2 separate regions of the Homo sapiens genome follow, and region 2 is linked to region 1. A link is a loop called in an ENCODE intact Hi-C map of the cell type or tissue named here. Cell type or tissue: A673. All regions are shown on one strand. Each heading gives the region's core, and the rest is flanking DNA. Links, peaks and the distances in the headings are about the cores only.

The links. Peaks named below come from ENCODE experiments on the same cell type or tissue, not always from the same donor. Only the 100,000 strongest peaks of a DNase experiment are listed, where the experiment ranks them.
Region 2: it touches region 1 in a loop (3-fold over the local background); 7 of 110 quality-filtered maps call a loop at or near these places.

The regions. Positions count from the first base shown.
Region 1 is chr9:110,890,169-110,894,502 of GRCh38, forward strand. All of the region lies in intron 5 of LPAR1 (lysophosphatidic acid receptor 1), which reads right to left. Among named protein-coding and RNA genes, the nearest start is that of LPAR1, 150 kb to the right of the region's middle. In A673, for the core only: no CTCF peak of the experiment used is centred there; DNase peaks (open chromatin) are centred at 1,693, 2,513 and 2,743; H3K27ac peaks cover 3,304 bases.
Region 2 is chr9:111,026,746-111,031,079 of GRCh38, forward strand. All of the region lies in intron 2 of LPAR1 (lysophosphatidic acid receptor 1), which reads right to left. Among named protein-coding and RNA genes, the nearest start is that of LPAR1, 9.6 kb to the right of the region's middle. In A673, for the core only: no CTCF peak of the experiment used is centred there; DNase peaks (open chromatin) are centred at 2,216, 2,606 and 3,906; H3K27ac peaks cover 973 bases.

The DNA of each region.
Region 1 (4,334 bases), core at 101-4,100:
CCAATAAATTTGAAAAAATGGCTAAAATTGATGTTTTTCTAAGGAAACAAACTATGACAATTGATGTAATAGTTTGATAATCTGAATATACCCAAAACAAAAAACATAGAGAATATAATCGTTAAAAAAGTTCCTTCACCCCCCTCAAAAGGCACCAGATTCAGATGGATTTGTGGATGAAATTTATCAAACCACTAAGGAACATATTACTTCCTATGGAATTTATATTGTTCCCCAAGTATTAACATTTAAAAAAAATTCCAATTCATTCTAAGAGACTAAAATAAACTATAAAAAAATAGACAAAACAAATCTCCCCCCCACAAAACTACAGATTAGTTTTTCTCAGTGGGATTGGAATTGGCTTTGGGGATGAAAAGCTTCTTTGTTGCATTAACTGTTCCATGAATTCCAGGGTCCTTAGCACCCTGCCCATTGTGGCCAGCAAAAACTACTCCCTCACATTCCCAAATGTCCCTGGAGAATAGTCAGCAGGAAGTACCACCTTTCTTTGAGAATAACTGTATAGACCAGTCAACTTTATGAATATAATTGAATCTGACATTATATTAGCAGAATGCTATGATCCAACCAAAAAGGGTTAACACTAGGAAATCTCTTAATGCAATTCACCACACTATTAAGAAAAAATATTAGCACCAATGACTTGCCTGGTAAAATTCAACATTTACTTTTTTAAAAGGAAGATAAAACACCACCACCAACAAATCAAAATATAATTACAAGTACAACACTTAGTAATCTGGGAATGGGGAAAACTACAGAAAACTTATTAGAAACCAACAGAAATCTTATTTAACAACGATATACTAGAAGTATTCCACTAATATAAGGGATAAGAAAAGGATATCCATTTGTACTGACATTCTAGTCAATGAATTAAGCTGGAAAAGAAAAAAGTGATAAACAATTGAAAATAAGTTGTCCTCAGATTGCCTGCTTGTTAATAGAAAAACTAAAATACCTGATAACTATTCAATCAACTATTAGAAAAAAATTTGTAACTCAGAAAAGTGGGCATATATAAATTAAAGTACAAAACTAAATGGATTTCTTATAATAAATATTTGCAAGATAATCATCATCTAGCAAAAGTATGTTATTCTTCAATAAAGAACATTACATAACTTTTAAGAAAAAATACCTAAATAAATGGAACTAGTACCATATTCTTGAAGGGGAAGATTCAATACTTTTAAAATAGGAATTCTTTCAAAATTAGTTTGTATATTAAACGCATTTGTGGGGGCAAGTTAATGAAAGGGGATTATCTCATTAAAACATGCTATAAAGTCACAGGTTTAAGCTAGTTTGGTACTAGCAGGAGGATAAACGAGATTAGTGGCACACATTAAAATCTAAAAACGGATCTCTGCATAACAAAATCTAACACATATTTTAAAACATGAAGAAAAGATCAAATGCTCAATAAATAGTCTTGGAATAATTTGACTTTGGGGTGAGGGAGGGATATAAAAGTCAGATTCCCATTACATATCAGTACAATAATAAAATGAATAATCCAATTAAAATGTAAAATAGTTTAATAGATGCTTCTCAAAAGAAAATGTATAAATGGCGCATTAAGCACATGAAAAGGCGATCAGCTTCACTAGTCATCAGGGAAATGCAAATTAAATCCACAATGAGATACGACTGCACACCCACTGAATGTCTACAATTTAGAAGAGTGACCCTAGCAAATGTTGACTTGGATATAGTGGAACTGAAACTTTCATCACTGCTGGTGAAAATGTAACATGGTATTAATTATTTGGAAAACAGTTTGGCAGCTTCCTCAAAAGTTAAACATTCACATATCATATGACTCAGCCATTCTACTCAATATTTATCCAAGAGAAAGGAAAGAATATGTCCACACAAAGATGTGTAGGAAATGCCCAGAGCAAAATATTTGTAATAGTCAGTAACTAGAAACAACCCAAAAGTCCATCCACAAATCAACAGGTGAATATACAGTAGTATTTCCAATCAATGGAATACTAGTCTGTAATAGAAACAAACTATCAATATATGCAACAACATGTTATATGTCAATTATAGTTCAATAAAGTAGGAAAGAGAGAATGACAGAGAGAGAGAATGAGGAAGAGGTTGACCAACACTAGAAAGGCCAGCACCAACTATCTTTAGTTTCTTCTTCTAGTTTCCTGTAGAAAGTAGGTCATAGCTCAGGCCGGCACGGTGGCTCATGCCTATAATCCAAGCACTTTGGGAGGCCGAGGCAGGTGGATCACGAGGTCAGGAGTTTGAGACCAGCCTGACCAACATGGTGAAACCCCATCTCTACTAAAAATACAAAAATTAGCCAGGCGAGGTGGCGTGTGCCTGTAATCCCAGCTGCTCAGGAGGCTGAGGCAGGAGAATCGCTTGATTTTGGGAGGCAGAGGTTACACTCAGCTGAGATCATGCCACTGCACTCCAGCCTGGTTGACAGAGTGAGAAAGAAAGAAAGAAAGAGAGAGAGAGGGGGAAGGGAGGGGAGGGGAAGGGAAAGGAAGGGAAAGGGGAAGGGAAAGGGAAAGGGAAGGAAGAGGGAGGGAGGAAGGGGAGGAAGGGAAGGAAGGAAGGAAGGAAGGAAGGAAGGAAGGAAGGAAGGAAGGAAGGAAGGAAGGAAGGCAGGCAGGCAGGCAGGCAGGCAGGCAGGCAGGCAGGCATGCAGGCAGGCAGGCTCAAAAACACTCAATAAGCTTAGTGGTGCAGGCTGCACCCTTACTGGGGAAACCCATGATTGTCCAGCAATATCTGTGGCTGGGTGGTTGAGTCTGTTGATCCAGGGATGAAATGTTAGCAAGCGCTTTGGCTTCAGAACTAAAGCTCATCAGTATTAAATGTGTTATTCTGATCTTAAAAAGAATAGGTAGCACAGTGGGAAAGATTTAAAATGCTCTTACTAGTGACATAATGGTAATAAATAAATGGACACACTCATATACTGTTGATAGAAGAGTCATTTGACCATCTTTTTGAAGGGCAATTTGGCAATATCTATCTAAATGTACAATGTCCTCTTTTACCTAACAATTCCATTTTAGAAATGTGTCATCCAGATATACTTGAAGAAGCATATAAAAATACAACCACATAATGTTCAATGAAATATTTATAACGGTAGAAAATTAGAAACTATCTCAATATCCACTGATAGTATACATAAGTGGAGTAGTAAGCAGCCATTAAGCAGATTGGCACTGCTCTATCATATTTACCCACATGGGAAGATACGCACATTACATTAAGTCTATAAAGTTACCTCATGTACAACAGGTCACTTATAAAATTGCTATAGGTACTTATATGTATATATACCCTATGTGCATTACAAAAAATGTCTAGAAGGATACACACCAAATCATTGGCAGTAGTTACCTTGAGGAACCAGAGGCAGTTGCATGGACTTTGAATTTTAATGTAAACATTGTTTTTGTAACTTTTTTTGGTAAGAAACATGTTTTTCTAAGCCTGTCCAGGACAGGGTGGAAACTGATGGAAAAAAAGTCCTGGAACCCACTGGGACACAAACGTGGTCTCAATTCCTGCTCTCATCCAGGGCAAGTGTTTGTAACCAAAAGTGGTATGCGACTGTCTGTTTCATGCACATAATCTTCCCACCTGCTTACACGTAGCCTCAGTGTGCTGGCCTGCATGATGTTCATCTACTATGCTCCCTGGTCTAAGACGGAGGAAAAAAGAGGAAGGACAGACAGTAGACTTTGATAATGATATTGATGTAGATAACCAACCCTAAATTATTACTTTTCTTTATTCTTTGGAAATGCTTCATTAGAATAAATTAGAAATGCTTCAATGGAAAGAACTTCATTAAAAATGTTTTTAAAATAATAATAAAACCTTTATTAAACATTATTTACCAGTTTAAAACAAAACATGTTTAATAATTAAGGAAATGAATGACAATATTCACATGGGAACTTAAGAAGCTAGTTAGCGGGGAGGAAGAAAAATAGAGATATCTTGGAAATAAAATTTATTTTAATCTCCGAGGCTGGGTAACTTGGAGGACTTTAAAGGTATGTATTCATCTTTTATAGGAGGAAAGAGACAGACAGACCTGAGGTCAGATACTGTTTCTTTTCCTTACTGCATATGGGACATTGGACAAGTTATTCACTTTTGCCCAGCCTCAATATCCTTATCTGTCAAATGAGGATATGATCTACTTTCAGCACTATTGTGAGGACTGAATGAGACACTGCAAATGGAATACGAAGCACAGGGCCACCTAATGGGTTCCCTTCATTTCTTTCCTTTCCTTCTTCAGTGAATACGCA
Region 2 (4,334 bases), core at 248-4,247, 140 kb after region 1:
AATTTTATTGAAGGCCTTTTCTGCATCTATTGAGATAATCATGTGGTTTTTGTCATTGGTTCTGTTTATGCGATGGATTACGTTTATTGATTTGTATACACCGAACCTGCTTTGCATCCCAGGGATGAAGCCAACTTGATTGTGGTGGATAAGCTTTTTAATGTGCTGCTGGATTCAGTTTGCCAGTATTTTATTGAGGATTTTCGCATCAATGTTCATCAGGGATATTGGCCTGAAATTTTCTTTTTTTGTTGTGTCTCTGCCAGGTTTTAGTATCAGGATGATGCTGGCCTCATAAAATGGACTAGGGAGGAGTCCCTCTTTTTCTATTATTTGGAATAGTTTCAGAAGGAATGGTACCAGCTCCTCTTTGTAACTTTGGTGGAATGCAGTTGTGAATCTGTCTGGTCCTGGGCTTTTTTTGGTTGGTAGGCTATTAATTACTGCCTCAATTTCAGAACGCTCCACCCCAAATCAACAGGCCAGGTGCGGCGTTCATGCCTGCAATCCCAACAGTTTGGGAAGTCAAGGTGAGAGTTCAAGACTAGCCTGGGTAATAAAGCAAGACCCTGTCTCTACCCAAAAAATAAATAAATAAATAAATAAATAACCAAACATGGTGGCATGTGCTCACAGTCCCAGCTACTCAGGAAGCTGAAGCAAGAGGATGGTTTGAGCCCAGGAGTTTGAGGCCACAGTGAGCTATGACTGAGCAACTGAACTCCAGCCTGGGTGACAGAACAAGACATGGTCTTTAAGAAACAAAACAAGAAAAATATTTTGGGGAAACAGCAGAAAATAAAAATACAATTTTTTTTAAGTCCTGTCCTCATCTAAGAAGTCAGAAGAAAAGTGCAATGGAGAAGAAAATATCAGGCAAGCTGGGTAGACAGGAAAGGTCACACAATTTTAAATGTAGTGATAGAAAGCCTTAACTCAAAGTTGACCTTTGAGTTAAGACATGAAAATAATGAGAGCAGGCATGTGGATACCTAGGAAAGAACATCCTAGGCAGAAGGACAAAGACCAGGAAACCACAGTCCACTGTGTGGATAAGCTCAAAAATGGAGATCATTTAGAGTAAGGATAGAACTCTGGGAACATCAACACTGAAATATGGGCAGAGAAGCACAAGTCCTCAAAAAAAAAAAAAAAAAAAAAAAAAAGAAGCAAGCGGAGAAAGGGAATGACTAAACATAATTAGGTATGTTTAATCAGTCACACACACATTAAATAGTGTGACTAATATGTAGTCATTAGAAATTAAAAATGAAAGATTTTAATGGCCTGTGTACATACTTATGATACAAAGGAGAATGCTGTTAAATATTCCGTAAAAGCAAATATTTTTAAAACTGCAAGAAATTATCCCAAAATGGAATAAGAATTTTTTTTTTTTTTTTGAGGCAGAATCTCACTCTGTCACCCAGGCTGGAGTGCAGTGGCACAAACTCTGCTCACTGCAACCTTAGCCTCCTGGGTTCAAGAGAGCACATCCAGCTAATTTTTGTATTTTTAGTAGAGACAGGGTTTTATCATGTTGGCCAGGCTGGTCTTGAACTCCTGACCTCAAGTGATCTGCCCACCTTGGCCTCCCAAAGTGATGGGATTTCCAGCATGAGCCACCATGCCTAGCAAGAAAGTCAATCTTAAGTGATGGAACTACACATGAATCCCTGTACATTCCACATATTTTAAAATGAGCATATACTGTTTTTTCCTATCAAATTGAAATGAGTATAATTTAAAAGAATCATAATGGCTTAGAAAAAAGAAAACTAAGAATAAACTTGTCTTTTTTCTATCTTGCATGCAAAAAGGCATGCCAATAAAATTATCTAAGGTGAAAATAAATTCTTAATTAGAAAAAGACTTTTTTTTTTTTTTACCAAGTAAAGGACAAACTTGTACTGCATCCTACTTTTTAGTAGGCAACTAAAGCTTAAAATTATTTGATCAGACTTTTAAAACCTCTATGACAAACCTTTACGAGTTTCTCAAAGCGTGGTCTTTAGGCTACTGAAATTTCCAAAGTTCTTCTGGAAGGTTTACCTTTTATATGACAGCAATATGAGACTCACTGCCACTAGTCCTACAGTAAATTAAAACTATATCTGCAACTTCCCCCAGACGTCAAATCACCATCTAATTATTGTAAGGATTTTTTTCCAGATAACAATAGCTGGAATGGGGTGTTTCAGGGATTTTTTGTTCACCCCAGTGGGTATTGTTGAAATTTGCACCATTTCCTTCCTATCTCCCCAGGACCACCTATCAAGAGAAGCCATAGTAAACGCTCAACAAATGCTTGATAACCGATAAAACTACTTTAATCTGCTAAAGAAAAATAACCTAAAGAATTGAAATAAGCCTTGTCCTTGTTAAAATATATCAATCTTTTCACTCTAAAAGTGCTCTCCAGCTTATCACACACATTTTACTGGCATTTACTTCTACATTTAGCAATTATGCCTGAATACTGCCAACTGACTTCTCAGCTAAACTTCAAACTCAAATTGCCAGCCACCAGCTGAAAATCTCTGCCTGCATGGTTTTAGACATGTCTAAAACTAACAAGCCTCACTGCAACAATCATCATGCTCTCGTGTCCTGTCTGGTAATGGCATCAACATGCCCTTTTTTGTCCACAGTAGTCTCCAGTACCCTTCTACCTCCACAAGCTTCGAGATTGGTCCCACCACTTCCTGCCACAAACCGTCAATTTCAGGCACTCCTCCCCAAGCCTGTCACTCACTGGGTCTTCCTCATTACTCTTCTGCATGGAATGAGCTCCACAGACCATTGAGGCTGGCATCCTGCTGCAAGTCATTTCCCTCCTCTAAGGCTGACTTACCCTCTCCATCCTCAGATATGCAGACAGCTCTTTGTTTGAAACTTGGTTTACCGTATTCATCACTACCTACCTGATCTTAATCATTTGAGTCCATATCGCTCCATGTTCATGAGCTACTCAAGAGCGGGGACCGTACTTTCTTAATTTTTTTTTAATTTTAGTGTCCTCAGGCCAGGCACGGTGGCTTGGGCCTGTAAACCCAGCACTTTGAGAGGCCGAGGCGGGTGGTTCACTTGAGGCCAGGAGTTCAAGACCAGCCTGGCCAACACAGTGAAACCCCATCTCTACCAAAAAATACAAAAAAAATTAGCCAGGCATGGTGGTGCACGCCTGTGGTCCCAGCTACTTGGAAGGCTGAGGCAAGAGAATTGCTTGAACCCAGGAGGCAGTGAGCCAAGATCGTGCCATTGCACTCCAGCCTGGGCAATAAAGTGAGGCTCTGCCTCAAAAAAAAAAAAAAAAAAAAAAAAATTTAGTGTCCTCAGCCAAACGTAAGGACACAGAAGTTCTCCAAGATATCAGCTGCATGAAACTAAACTGACAGCGTCTCAAAGTGACCAGAGAACAGATTGTGCTAAATCTGGAAAAGTCAGTCATCTTGCCCTAGCCTTTGAACCTTTACTTTTCTGTGCCTAGTCAGAAAGTAAAGCAAGCAGTTCTCTGTGGAACTACAATAAATAGTGGGTACAGAATGAATGCCTCACTTAGTTGACAATAATCCTTCTCCCCACAATCGTAGTCCAAGAAGGCAAAGCATCCCCTTAACAAAAGGCAATTCTGTTTCAGTTGTGTTATTCTCTTAGTAAGAACACACCATCCTTATCATCTGCTGATTACAGACTTCCAAGGCGGGGGTCCTCACTGAATACTCCTACAATGAAACCTGCCTATAATGAGTAACTCTACCTATCTTCTCTGCTCCAGAAGTGGTTGAAAGGCCTTTCATTCAGGCCTTGTTTTCTACCTAACAAAAGGTTCACAGATGCCAAACACGTGCTCCAAAATGCCCCTCCTCCCGTCGTCTGAGACCCAGATGAAGCAGGGTCCTTGTGGCAATAATATTCTCTGCAATGCTTTTTGTCGTCTTGGTTGTCACACAGCTGGAAATAGTTTTCTTATTCCCGTTTACAATAGCCAGACATTCATTATCACTCTGACAAGAACTCTTGAGTGATGTCATGCTGCACATGCTGCACCAGTTCAAGAAGGGCCCATGCAGGCTCTTCCAGCTTCAAACTTCTCACTCTTGATGGCAGCCTCAAGTATAGCCTCTCTAAAGCAAAAGAAAATGGAGGCAGGCACAGACAGATACACACACAAACATACATATGAGTATGTATAAACATATCCACACTTATCCCACACACACATAAATATACATAAATATTAATTTTTGTAGGTTTGTATAAGTAAAAGGACAACTATGGAAGGCTATGGAACAAACTGATATCAGATGGGTAAGGTTAAAGTGGCAGAGAGA